2 separate regions of the Homo sapiens genome follow, and region 1 is linked to region 2. A link is a contact called in ENCODE Hi-C or POLR2A ChIA-PET data. All regions are on one chromosome and are shown on one strand. The core of a region is the stretch at or near the end of the contact, and the rest is flanking DNA. Distances in the headings are between cores, read along the strand shown. Region 1 has its middle 670 kb from the start of MEAT6. Region 2 has its middle 700 kb from the start of QKI.

Evidence for each region. Hi-C counts contacts between places; a loop is a spot of excess contacts on that map. ChIA-PET counts read pairs that join two places held with the same protein, here RNA polymerase II (POLR2A). Pooled maps may share reads with other maps.
Region 1: a map of heart right ventricle shows a loop between it and region 2 (2.8-fold over the local background). The contact joins two enhancer-like sites. A Hi-C loop is called at or near these places in 4 of 168 maps with a recorded cell type or tissue (Right ventricle myocardium inferior, cardiac septum and heart right ventricle) and 5 of 50 pooled maps. POLR2A ChIA-PET finds 5 or more read pairs at or near these places in 4 of 52 experiments (T-cell, WTC11, activated CD4-positive, alpha-beta T cell and 1 more).

What each region holds. Positions count from the first base shown.
Region 1 is chr6:164,149,857-164,155,281 of GRCh38, forward strand. No RefSeq gene overlaps it. Among named protein-coding and RNA genes, the nearest start is that of MEAT6, 670 kb to the right of the region's middle. Within about 2 kb of position 2,142, at least 7 of the 41 ENCODE cell types and tissues checked have a DNase peak (open chromatin) inside an H3K27ac peak, as active enhancers do; they include heart right ventricle, where a contact is called at or near this core.
Region 2 is chr6:164,108,218-164,114,137 of GRCh38, forward strand. No RefSeq gene overlaps it. Among named protein-coding and RNA genes, the nearest start is that of QKI, 700 kb to the left of the region's middle. RefSeq lists an enhancer at 1-194. Within about 2 kb of position 1,639, at least 12 of the 41 ENCODE cell types and tissues checked have a DNase peak (open chromatin) inside an H3K27ac peak, as active enhancers do; they include heart right ventricle, where a contact is called at or near this core.

The sequences.
Region 1 (5,425 bases), core at 892-3,391, 42 kb after region 2:
AAAACCATAGAAATCTTATTCTACAGCCTGTTGGTCTGTTGTTTAGATTTAATTTATATTTAATTAGATATAGGGTCTACGATGGTTTGGTAAAAACAATGATCATTTGGTAAAATAGAAAGGTTAAGCTATTAGACTATGACTATGACGTTAATAGAAATGTGTGCCATGTCTGTGGGTTCTGTCTGTCTCTCAGTCTCTCTATGTCTCTTTCTGTCTTTCTCTGTCTTCATAGCTGGGTGTATTGCATTTTTTCCTCCAACAGAGTTAGAAAAACGGAAGAAGATTGAATGAAGGAGAATCTTAGTGTTCCTGGTTCAGACTCAGACACAGATGCAAGGGCAGCTGAATGAGGATTACAGGAATCTGGGGAAGGGGAAGGCTTGAAATCCTATTTTTGAATGCGGCAGAGTGCAGAATGGAGAGCTTGTTTTCCTTAAGAAAGTCCTGCTGCGGGATGACAGCAGTGGCAGAGGAGGGCTTGCCACAATCAGCAGCTTCATAGGAACTGGTAAATGGGGAGAGGTCTTAATCTGGGTACTTAGCAGCGTTTGACAATCAGCAGTGTCCGGCTTCCCAGGATAAAGAAGATCTGGTGGCAAAAAGGACTTCGGAAAAGCGCGCCTCCAGTGCTAATCAGCAGTGAGTGCATTTGTTGAACACGCTTTGTGAAATGGAAATGCCTACATGCTTCTTTTGTTAAGACATTTTATAGACCTTTCCCTCTCTTTCCCTTTTGCTTAGGAGTGGGGAAATCAAGAAACCCAGACCTGCACATTTCCAGGCCCTCTTTCTAGGGTGGCAGAGCCTGGCTGGTGGGGTGGCTGTCAGCTGTCTCCGTGGGAAGACCATCCACCCTGTCCACCAGGGTGTGGAGGGCTTTCCAGGCTTCTTTTAACACAGAAGGAAGGAATTGAATACAATTCACATGTAAAGACAGAGATGAACTGGAAAGTTTGAGGTCATCCAATCATCTCACCAGTTTTTTCATTTTATATTTTAGGGAATGTGTAAAAACTGCAGAGATTTCATACAACCATGATATTTTCAATGGCTTTGTGTGAGGTTAAATCCAATTTGTACTAGTTCTACTCACTATTAGCTCCTTTCACCCTTGGGCACCTTCTCTATACACACACCCCAGTTACGAGCCATCCATGCTGGTGTCTGGCCCTTTGCTCTTTGAGGGCAGAGCATGGAGGTGGTCTTGCCACGGCTCGGTATTCCTCCTTGCGGTGGACAGGGAAGGCTGTTTCACTAGAGCAGTCAGATAATATGATCAGGAAAGCACTATGTTGAAAAAGAAGGCTTTGATGGAAGGGAGAGTGGGGGCTGAAAGAGCACTTCCTGCCTGGGGTGCCCAGGCAAGCCCAGGGGCTGTGGACAAAGGGATTGTTTGCTCTCTCTTTACAAGGCAGGATGGCTGCTGGAGCCAAATTGCCCGCCACAGTTTGCAGATGGCTGCCAAAGTCCTGTCCCCTTCTTAATAGGGATATTTGTCTTTGGGAAACACTTGAAGTTCTACTTCTGTGGTTTCTAGGGCATGAGAATTTTCAGTCCTGGAAAAAGAATTTTAAAAAAGTCCTTTTCTTTGCTAGCAAATACAGAGGCTGACCGCCCCCCAGCCTAGGGCTAGCTTTGTTTTTAGCTCAGAGGTTGTCTTTAATCCAAGCCAATGGAACAAAAGCTGATTATCTCACCTTTAAATAGAGGGATTTCAGCAGAAACAGTGAAGCGTTCTGGGGAGGAGAAGTGGGAGGCAGTCAGGATGTCCCTCCACAGTCCCCGGGCACCCTGCCACCAAGGAAGCGCATGAGAAAGAACACACGCGCACACAGAAGCCACCACGGCAGACACTGGACACATTCTTCATAGCTGCTTGTATTTATAGAACAAGGAGACGAATTAAACAGCTATATTAATTCATTTGTTAGAAGAAACTCTGGTTTCTCAACTAACAGTTTATCTGTTTATGCATGCAGAATGTCATGCAGATAGTTAGGTTTGCTAAAGGTAATTTTCCTCCTCTGTCTTCACAATCTGGCGCTAAATGCTGCGGCTGTTTTTCAGGAAGGCGCTGTCCTTGACTGTTTCTGAATCTTTGCAAATCCGAAGCAACGCCTGTCTTCAAAAGAGGAGGCCGACCCTTTCAGCGAAGCAGGGACTGAACTAGCGCAGGTCAAAACCGGTGTGTCTGCTTTGGTTGTGATACAACTTAACACGTTCTTTAACTTCAACCTTGGACCTCATTTTATTATTAAAAACACTAAAAGAAAACTTTCTTTTGTGATATCAGGAAATTCACTTTTTGTGCTTCAGGTTCTCCATCTGTAAAACGGAATAGACAAGCACCTCCTACTTGAAAGATTGATAATATCTATCAAAATTTATTATGATCTCTGAATTATGAAAGATTTCTTGTTAAAGTATATTTTATATACAAACACACACTTGGCTTCCAAGTTATTATTGAAAATATGCAAATTTATCTTGGGCGCATTTTAATAATAAAAATTGATCATCATGTATTGAGAATCATATAATAATCACAGTACTAGCTACTTTAAATACATCATTTTCTTTCATTTATATAGCCCTGCTATATGTAGGTATATAAGCCTCATTTTATAGGTAAGAAAATTAAAATCCTAAAAGTTGATAGACCTATCCACATGCATGTAGTAAGTGGTGGCCCTGAGATTCAAATCCAAAGATTCCAAAGCCTGCCCACTTAATCATGACCGTGTACTCACAGTGAAAAATCCCCTGTACCTCAATGATACCCAGTGTTTGCATGGCTTGCCTCTGTGAGACATAGATAGAGCTCATTAATGGCGGGCACAATTTTTTAGGTCCACAGACTTTATTTCCTGTTAAGATTGCAACGAAAAGCAAAATGCACCCGTAGCTTGGCCCCAGAGCACAATTCCTGCACAGTAATTAAGTGAAACCACAAGGCATGTGGCTCACCCCACCCACAGAAGGATGATGAGTTTTTCTGTTCAAATGATGGTACTAGACCTGTTCTTCAGGAATCTCTGCCTTGGATAATAAAGTCCCTTCTTTTAAAATACCAAACTTTGTGCCAGGAGAAGCTAGATCCCTCTTAAACATGGAAGTGTTGACTTTGAAGCATGGATACTTGGTAAAATGGTTTAAAAACTGATGCAAAAGAGCAATCAGGACTAGCTCAGCAAGTTGAGAGAAAGCCCGTGTTGTGATCATACACGGAAATATCATAATGAGCTCAGCTCTTCTGACAACATGTCACAGTAAATAGAGAGATGCTTTTGTTGGGAATAAACATTTTTTTGGCACTTTCTGCGTTTTCCTGATTCACTGTGTACCATTAAACTTTTTACAATGCTTAGTTTATTTTAGGGACAAGACATTACATTCAAATTACATCTTGAATGAGATTTACTCAGTTCACATCTCATTGAGGGAATATCTCATTATCCAAGCTCTTATTTCTAATGTAGATGAATGAACCACACCTTAATGGCAGGTTAGAAAATGTTAGGTTGATTCTGTTGTCCAGAAATATCCTTGTGTCAAAGTTATTTTTTGATCTTACATATTTCTCATTGCTGGACATTTTTTTGGAGAAGGGCCTGCGAAATATTAATGTGTGTGTATGTACATTTCCCAAAGTAATAAAATTGATAAAGAGTCCCTGCTCAGCCCCAAGCCATAATTTAATATTTCACTGTTGATTACTGACACTATATTTTCAGTGAAACTTGTACTTGTGTCACACTGGGTATAAATGGTGTTTCAAGCTCTGCCAGAAAATCTTGCAAACCCTGACTTGCACCGAATCTCAAACTGGGCTGTCTATAACTCCCCGCCTCCTTGTCTTCCTGCTATTGGCTACATATTTTCAAGGAGAAGTCAAATCTGTATAGAAACAGAAAGCCTTTACTTGCCATTAATTTGAAAGAAAATTATATCACTCGATTTTCTTCCTTCACCTGCAGATAAGCATTTTGCAGCATTTTTTTTAAAGTGCAAAGGGTATCTTCTCAATGGAAGCTCTTGTGCAGTTCTTCCTGGCTTCCCACACAGGAGCAGAGGGTTTTATTTATTATTAGTTTTTAAATTGTCATCTCCTTGTGCTCCTCTCTACTTGAGGTTAGGGTTCACTATTTTCTAAGAGTATAGTGTACCACTAAAGAAAACTGAAAGGAGGTATTTTTTAAAGTGATAAATAGGATTTTCAATCTAAATGAATTAAATGATTTGGGTTTAAAAAGAAAGTCAAACAATTATAACTTAAGACTGATAGTTTCATATTGGTAGAGTGTTAGAGAACCTATACATTTGTTTACTATGTATGTTCTTTAGAGAAGGAGACACAATCAAATTCCTTTAGTTGTATAATTTGAAGTCAGGTAATATAATACCTGATGCTTTTATTCTTTTTGCTCAGAATTGCTTTGGCTATTGAGGCTGTGGTTTTTTTGGTTCCATATGAATTTTAGGGTTGTTTTTTCTAATTCTGTGAAGAATGATATTGGTAATTTGATAGGAGTTACATTGACTCTGTAGATTACTTTTGTCGGTATGGCCATTTTAACGATGTTGATTCTTCTGATCCATGAGCATGGGATATTTTTCCATTTGTTTGTGTTATCTATTATGTCTTTCACCAGTGTTTTGTAGTTCTCTTTGTAGAGATCTTTAGCGTCCTTGGTTAAATGTATTCCTAGGTATTTTATTGGATTTTTATTGCCATTATAAATAGGATTGAGTTCTTGATTTGGTTCTCAGCTTGAACATTATTGTTGTATAGAAATGCTGCTGAATTTTACACATGGATTTTGAATCCTGAAACTTTGCTAAAGTCTTTATTCAAATAGAGGAGTCTTCTGGAGGAGTGTGTAGGGTTTCCTAAAGTATAAGATCAGGTAGTCAGTGAACAAAGACAAAAATAGCATGGCATGGTATAAAAATAGATACATAGACCAACGGAACAGAATGGAGAGCCCAGAAATAAAGCCACATGCCTACAACCAACTGATTTTTGACAATGTCAACAAAAATATACACTAGGGAAAGGATACTCTAGTCAATAAATGGTGCTGGGAAAATTGGAAAGCCATATGCAGAAGAATGAAATTGGACCCCTCTCTCTCTCAACATACACAAAAATTAACTCTAGGTGGATTAATTAAAGACTTAAATGTAAGGCCCAAAACTATAAAAATACCAGAAGAAAACCTATGAGAAATTTTTTCAGTCATTAGTCTAGGCAAAGAATTTATGTCCAAGTCCTCAAAAAAAAGTAACAAAACCAAAAATAAACAAGTGGAACTTAATTATACTAAAAAGCTTCTGCAGAGCCAAAGAAATAAGTGAAACACAACCTACAGAATGGGAGAAAATATTTGCAAACAATGCATCTGACCGAAGGTTAATATCC
Region 2 (5,920 bases), core at 389-2,888:
CCGTCAAACCACATCTCTTGAAGCCTGAAGTCCCAGGGATCAGAGCTGATAAGTCTGAGCAGCTTTCCTGAGTCACTCAGTCCTGGGACCCAGCAGCGAGCACATGTTTCCCGTTGCCTGTCCTGACCCTCGCTTCTGTTGGGACCTATACCTGCTTTATCACTGAATGCTGAGATGACATATTTTTCCCATGTTGTAAACACACCAACATGTATTTTTCCAGGAGCCTAATTGTAAAGAGCAGTCAGACTTGGAGGAAATGGTTACTAAATTTGTCTGAATCGGAAATGCACCTCCTTTAGTGGATATGAGATGGAACGTCGCAGTTGCTTCCTAAAGGTCTCCTTTTCATCATCCTCCTGACCTTTTATAAAAGAAAGAAGCAAAGAGAAGAATGAAAAATGCACGAGTCACTGTTTTACTTCTTTCAACTCCCATCGCTGATGTTGACATGGACCAACAGAGATTTGAAATAAAGCCAGTGTAGCGGGAGGAGTGGTGAACTCCAGAATTTTGGGACTAATCCCCACCATCAAAGGCTGGGCTGTGTGGTACAAGAAAAGCAGGATGTCAGTGAGAATCCGGCATTGATCTCCCCCGTCTACAAACATGAATCAAGACGAAGTTTGCCCCTGCACCCCACCTCACCCTCCCTCTCAACAGGGCCATGCACTTGCTTCTCCTTCCAGAGGAGGGGCGTCCCCGTGCTGCTGGAAGAAGCACTTGGAACACTTTCTCTTTTGCTTCTCTTTTTTTGGGAGGTTGTTGTTTTTGTGGTTGCCATTGACTTCGAGTGTGGCTGGGGGTGAGTTGCCCAATAGTTGTGGTACGTCTCAGACACTCTGTCACCCAAATATGGAACTGTGGCAGCAGAAACACCTTATGAAAATAGCATGAAAATGTGTAATGTGCCATAAATAAACAGAAAGAGACCGCCAGGAAGCTGTGCTAATCACCGCTTTGATGTCGCCTGAATTACTGTATTTTTTAAGGGCCTCGTGTTTCTGCTTGTTTGTTGCGACTCAGCTGCCACTGCTCTATGAAAGGTTGGATCCAGTTTTCCAGCTCTTCTCCCCTTTGCAGTGACAGCTGTTGTCCCTTGACTCATAGGAAAGCGATTTCTCCACCCTTCCCTGACTCCCAGCCCTTTCCTGGCAGGACTCCTGCGAACCTTACTCTTCGTCCCTGCCCTGAGGTGGCCGAGGGTGAGGACGGCCGCTTGGCCTGAGTCCATGCGCTCCCAAAGTTCCTGTGTCATTTGCCAGCCGGTCCCAGGACTCTGCAGCAACGTCCTATTTTTAATCTCTGGTAACCTGGCCTTCTCTTATTTGGCCATGTCATGTCGGGAAATGGAAGTTTGGCTTGACTTATGTAGCAAAGAGCTTGTAGGAGCACAAGCCCCTCGCTGAGCAGAGCTTGCAGGAAGAAAGCCCCAGATCCTTCAGTTTTGGGTTGCCAGGGCTTTCTGGCTTTGCCTACACCTGGCAGTCACTCAAAAAAAGTCCCAATCCTGAATTGCTTCTCATAAGTCTACATGTTCTTAGGTTTGATAAGAGCTCAAGGCTGCTCTCCTTGATTTTAAGATTCTATGATGTCACAAAGCGCAGGTGAATGCCAGACACTGTTTCCTTTCTGTAACTACCCAGGTAACCACTTGCACAAGTGACCTGTGGGCAGCCCTGGTGCAAGTTCCGTCCATGCCCGGGGCAATCCCGGCTCCACTGCTGGGTCCAGGAACGCCCTCTTGTGGTTGGAAGAGCTTTGACCGACTTTATTTTTTTTAAAAAAGAATTACATTATTAAACATTTTCTCAATTTTTGTGTTTTATCTAGTCTTGGGAGTGAAAAATGCTAGTTTTTAGTTGAGGATAAGTAGGGGGGAGAGAAATTAGAGGTAGTTTTACCATCATCATCATTGCTGTATTCAAGCCCCAGTCCACCGAGCTTGTCCTTCCAGCCTGGACATTGAAGACGTCTCTTTAATGGTCTCTTTGCCTTCTGGATTCTGTGCCCTCACCTGCGTCAAAATTAAACTAAATTTTCTTGAAACACTTTGTTTGTTTTTGTCCCTGCTTTGTTCAGAAAATGTGAAAAGCTGCCCTCTGGATAATTTAAAGGCTGAACCCTTCATAGGCTCTAGGTTCTTCTAGAGTCTTCGTAAACCCAGTTCGTCCTCTCCCAGGAGCGTCTCTGTCCATCTCACCACGAGGTCCTCATCGTGGCCCTTTGTGGAGGCTTCCACTTTAATCCCTCGAAGTTTGCAATTCATGTGTTTTTGCATCTTTTATCTTATGAAAACAATGATCTATCTCCCTATCTAGATGATCGCTCATGGGAAGGGGCCAACTCTTCACTTTTTCTTCCTCTTTGGTTCATATCAACGGCAGCAGCAATGGTGATAATGATACATGTGGCTCTTTCACTACCCACCAGGCACTGGAGAAACTCTGTGTGAGCATCAGTTTACCTAATCTCACAGAACACTGTGGCGTCCACATTATTAGTCCCATGTGACAGCTGGAGCAGCAGAGGTGTAGACAGGTCCTGGAGGTTGTCCTGGTTGTAAGTGAGTAGGAGAGGAGGCCAGTGCGGCATGCAGGACTGCGCTCCTGACCGTGTTGTCTGTCTTACAAAAGACCCTGTGATATGAGTTTGTTTCGACAGTCATAATCGCAAACATAACGATGAAACGTTAAAGTTGTCTGCTTTCAGACACGAATATAGAAAAAGATTTGGAAAAATAAAGCTTATTTAAAAATATTATACATTATTGAATATACAAGAAAATATATGACAAATGCAAATTAAGTTCTATCTCTCTGATGCACTCTCGTGGGTAGATAAATGATCATTACATCTTACGAAGCTGCTGCCTCTGAGTGGCAGAGAGCCCAACCAAAGGGGCTTCAACAGCAAGGAAACTGGCCACCCTCACTTGGTGGGCTTTGGGATTTACTCAACTGACAGCTCCATCTCCAACAGCATGCGGCGCTCGGGCCCATCTTTCCACTGGTGGCTGCTGGCGAACTAAGATGTAGGTTTGAGACCCACGTTTGGGCAGACAATGTTGAGAGGAGGAGCAGACAGTGGCTCGCAGAAGCTCTTCCAGAGCAGCTGGAAAAGACCTTCTCAGGATTCTCCAGTGGAGCTCACCCTTGTCCCCACCTATCCTCAAGAACCCCGCACAGTCGGGCTTAAATAGGGATGTTTAAAGAGGGTTCCCTCAATGGCAGCAACAACTGGGACACTGCTAAAAAGGAGGGAGGGAGGTTTGCGGTACAGGGATGACACTCCTGGCGTGGCATGTTAGAACTCAGGGTATGCTTTTGTTTCTTCACTTGTGTTTCTCACTTGGCCTTCTTCACTTGGGATGAATGTACTGTGGGATGGCAAGTTCACATTTCTCTCTCTGTAAGAGAAAGAGTTGGTATCTCACTTCAGAGGGACTACCAGTGTGTAAGAAGTCAGCCGGAAGCCATGCACGGGGCCCAGCCAGCATCAGCTCCTTTCTGCCTGTTTCTGACTCCTGACTGCACCCCTCTCCTTCGTCATGGAGCCAGACCATGCCTGTTGAGCACTTGCCCTGTGTCTCTGTTCTAAGTGTGGGGACACAGTGGCAAGACAGACTGGCCAGGTGCTCACTCTCAGCTCAGCTGTGGAGCTGGGGAGCTCACAGCTCAGAGAGGGAAAAGGGCTGTGGACTAAAGAACAAAAGGGTCACTATGAATGGTGGTGTTCAGACTTACACATTTCAAGATGGCTCCAGGAGAGCATCAAATCAAGCTCAGGGCCCTTCTGAGTGTGGGCCTCATGCAGCTGTGTTGACTTTGCACCCGTGGCAACACCTCTGGTCAGGACACCTGTCCAAGGAGGTGACATTTGGATTAGATCATAGTGAGAGCTGGGATAGAACATTCCAGCAAAGTCCTAGTGGGGTGAGCATCCTGACTTGTGAAGGACCCAGTGAGAAGGGGCAGCTAGGGCAGGTGGTGCAAGTAAGAGCAGAAGAGGGGGCAGGTGCCTGGGATGGTGGGGGCTTTGGGGTGCTTCCCCAGGTTCAACACCACATGGTTCAGGATGACAGCTGCATGGATTGTATTCTCTGCTGATGGGGGGCTGATATGGTTTGCTGTGTCCCCACCAAATCTCATCTGGAATTGTAGTTCCCATAATCCCCATGTGTCATGGGAGGGACTCTGTGGAAGGTAATTGAATCATGGGGGCTGTTACCCCCATGCTGCTATTCTCGTGATAGTAAGTCAGTTCTCACGAGATCTGATGGTTTTATAAGGGGCTTTCCTCCCCTTTGCTCAGCACTTCTCCTTCCCGCCACCATGTGAAGAAAGTTGTGTTTGTTTCCCCTTCAGCCATGATTGTGAGGCCTCCCAGCCATGTGGAACCATGAATCCTTTAAACCTCTTTTTCTTTATAAATTACCCAGTCTGGGGTATGTCTTTATTAGCAGCATGAGAACTGACTAATACAAGGGCTTAAGCAGAGGCGTGTCCTGATCCAACGTATGTCCCCTAGAAGATCCCTTGGAGCAAAAATGCTTTCTGGGTAGGATGATGACGATTGGTTCAGAGGCTGGTCCAGTTGCTCAGAAAAAGAATTATCTAGCATAAAACTGAACAAGAGTTTTTATATATACTGAAGAATGTTTCCATACATGGGCTGATATTTATCATATTTATTAAAATATAGATTATACCATGGTACTTGCATGGACTTTGCACACCTACGTAAGGTTGATATGGTTTGACTGTCCCCACCCAAATCTCATCTTGTACCTCCCATAATTCCCACGTGTTGTAGGAGGGACCCAGTGGGAGACGATTGAATCATGGGGGCAGGTCTTTCCCGTGCTGTTCTTGTGATAGTGAATGGGTCTCATGAGATCTGATGGTTTTAAAAGTGGGAGTTTCTCTGCAGAAGATCTCTCTTTTTTGCCTGACTCCATCCACCTAAGATGTGACTTGCTCCTCCTTGCCTTCCACCATTGTTGTGAGGCCTCCCCAGCCATGTGGAACCGTAAGTCCAATTAAACCTCTTTCTTTTGTAAATTGCCCAGTCTCGGATATGTCTTTATCAGCAGCATGAAAACAGACTAACACAAAGGTTCTATACTGACAAGTGTGTGAAACATGACATTACACAGCTAATGCTTATTTAAATCTGAAAACCAATGGAAATATTCTGTCTCAGGATAACTCAACTTCATCGAGGTATATCCATCCTGCCTCCTCCAGTTTGACAGGGCCTTGGTTGAATGTCACTTCTGGGTCTGCTTCTCGCCAACTGGGACACTGGACCCCAGCTGGTGGATCCTCCCCAGTCCCCATCAATGCCTCCCTCCAGGCAATGCTGTGTTGGTCCTTGTTTCTGGCAAGACCTCTCACCACAAAAGTACTGAAGCTCCACCCAAGACTGGAGCTATTTTTGTGTGTTTTTCTTCCCCCAAGCGGTGTGCCTCTGGGGTGCCAGGGACTGTGCATGCGTGCTTAGGTGTCTAGGGAGGGTGCTTGCCATTCCCTGGGCCCTCCCCTCTGTGCATTTTGGCCAATGAAAGAACAAAGGAGCAGCAGCCAGTTACAGGAAGGAATGTGGATTTTGACCTGATCCTAGGGTCAGGTCCCGCGTCTGCAGACTTCTTGCTGTTTGATCTTAATCTCTCTACATCTCAGGCTCACCATTTGTAAATGGGGAGATAACAGTGGCTCCTCTGCATATTAATCTGCCAAGGCTGTCATGACAAGTTCCACAGCCTAGTGGCTTAAACAACAGAAATTAATTTTCTCACAGTCCTGGAGGCTGTAAGTCCAAGATCCAAGTGTCAGCAGGGCTGGTTTCCTCCACGGCCTCTCTGTTTGCCTGCAGGTGGCTTCACGTGGTCCTTCCTCTGTACATGTCTGATTTCCTC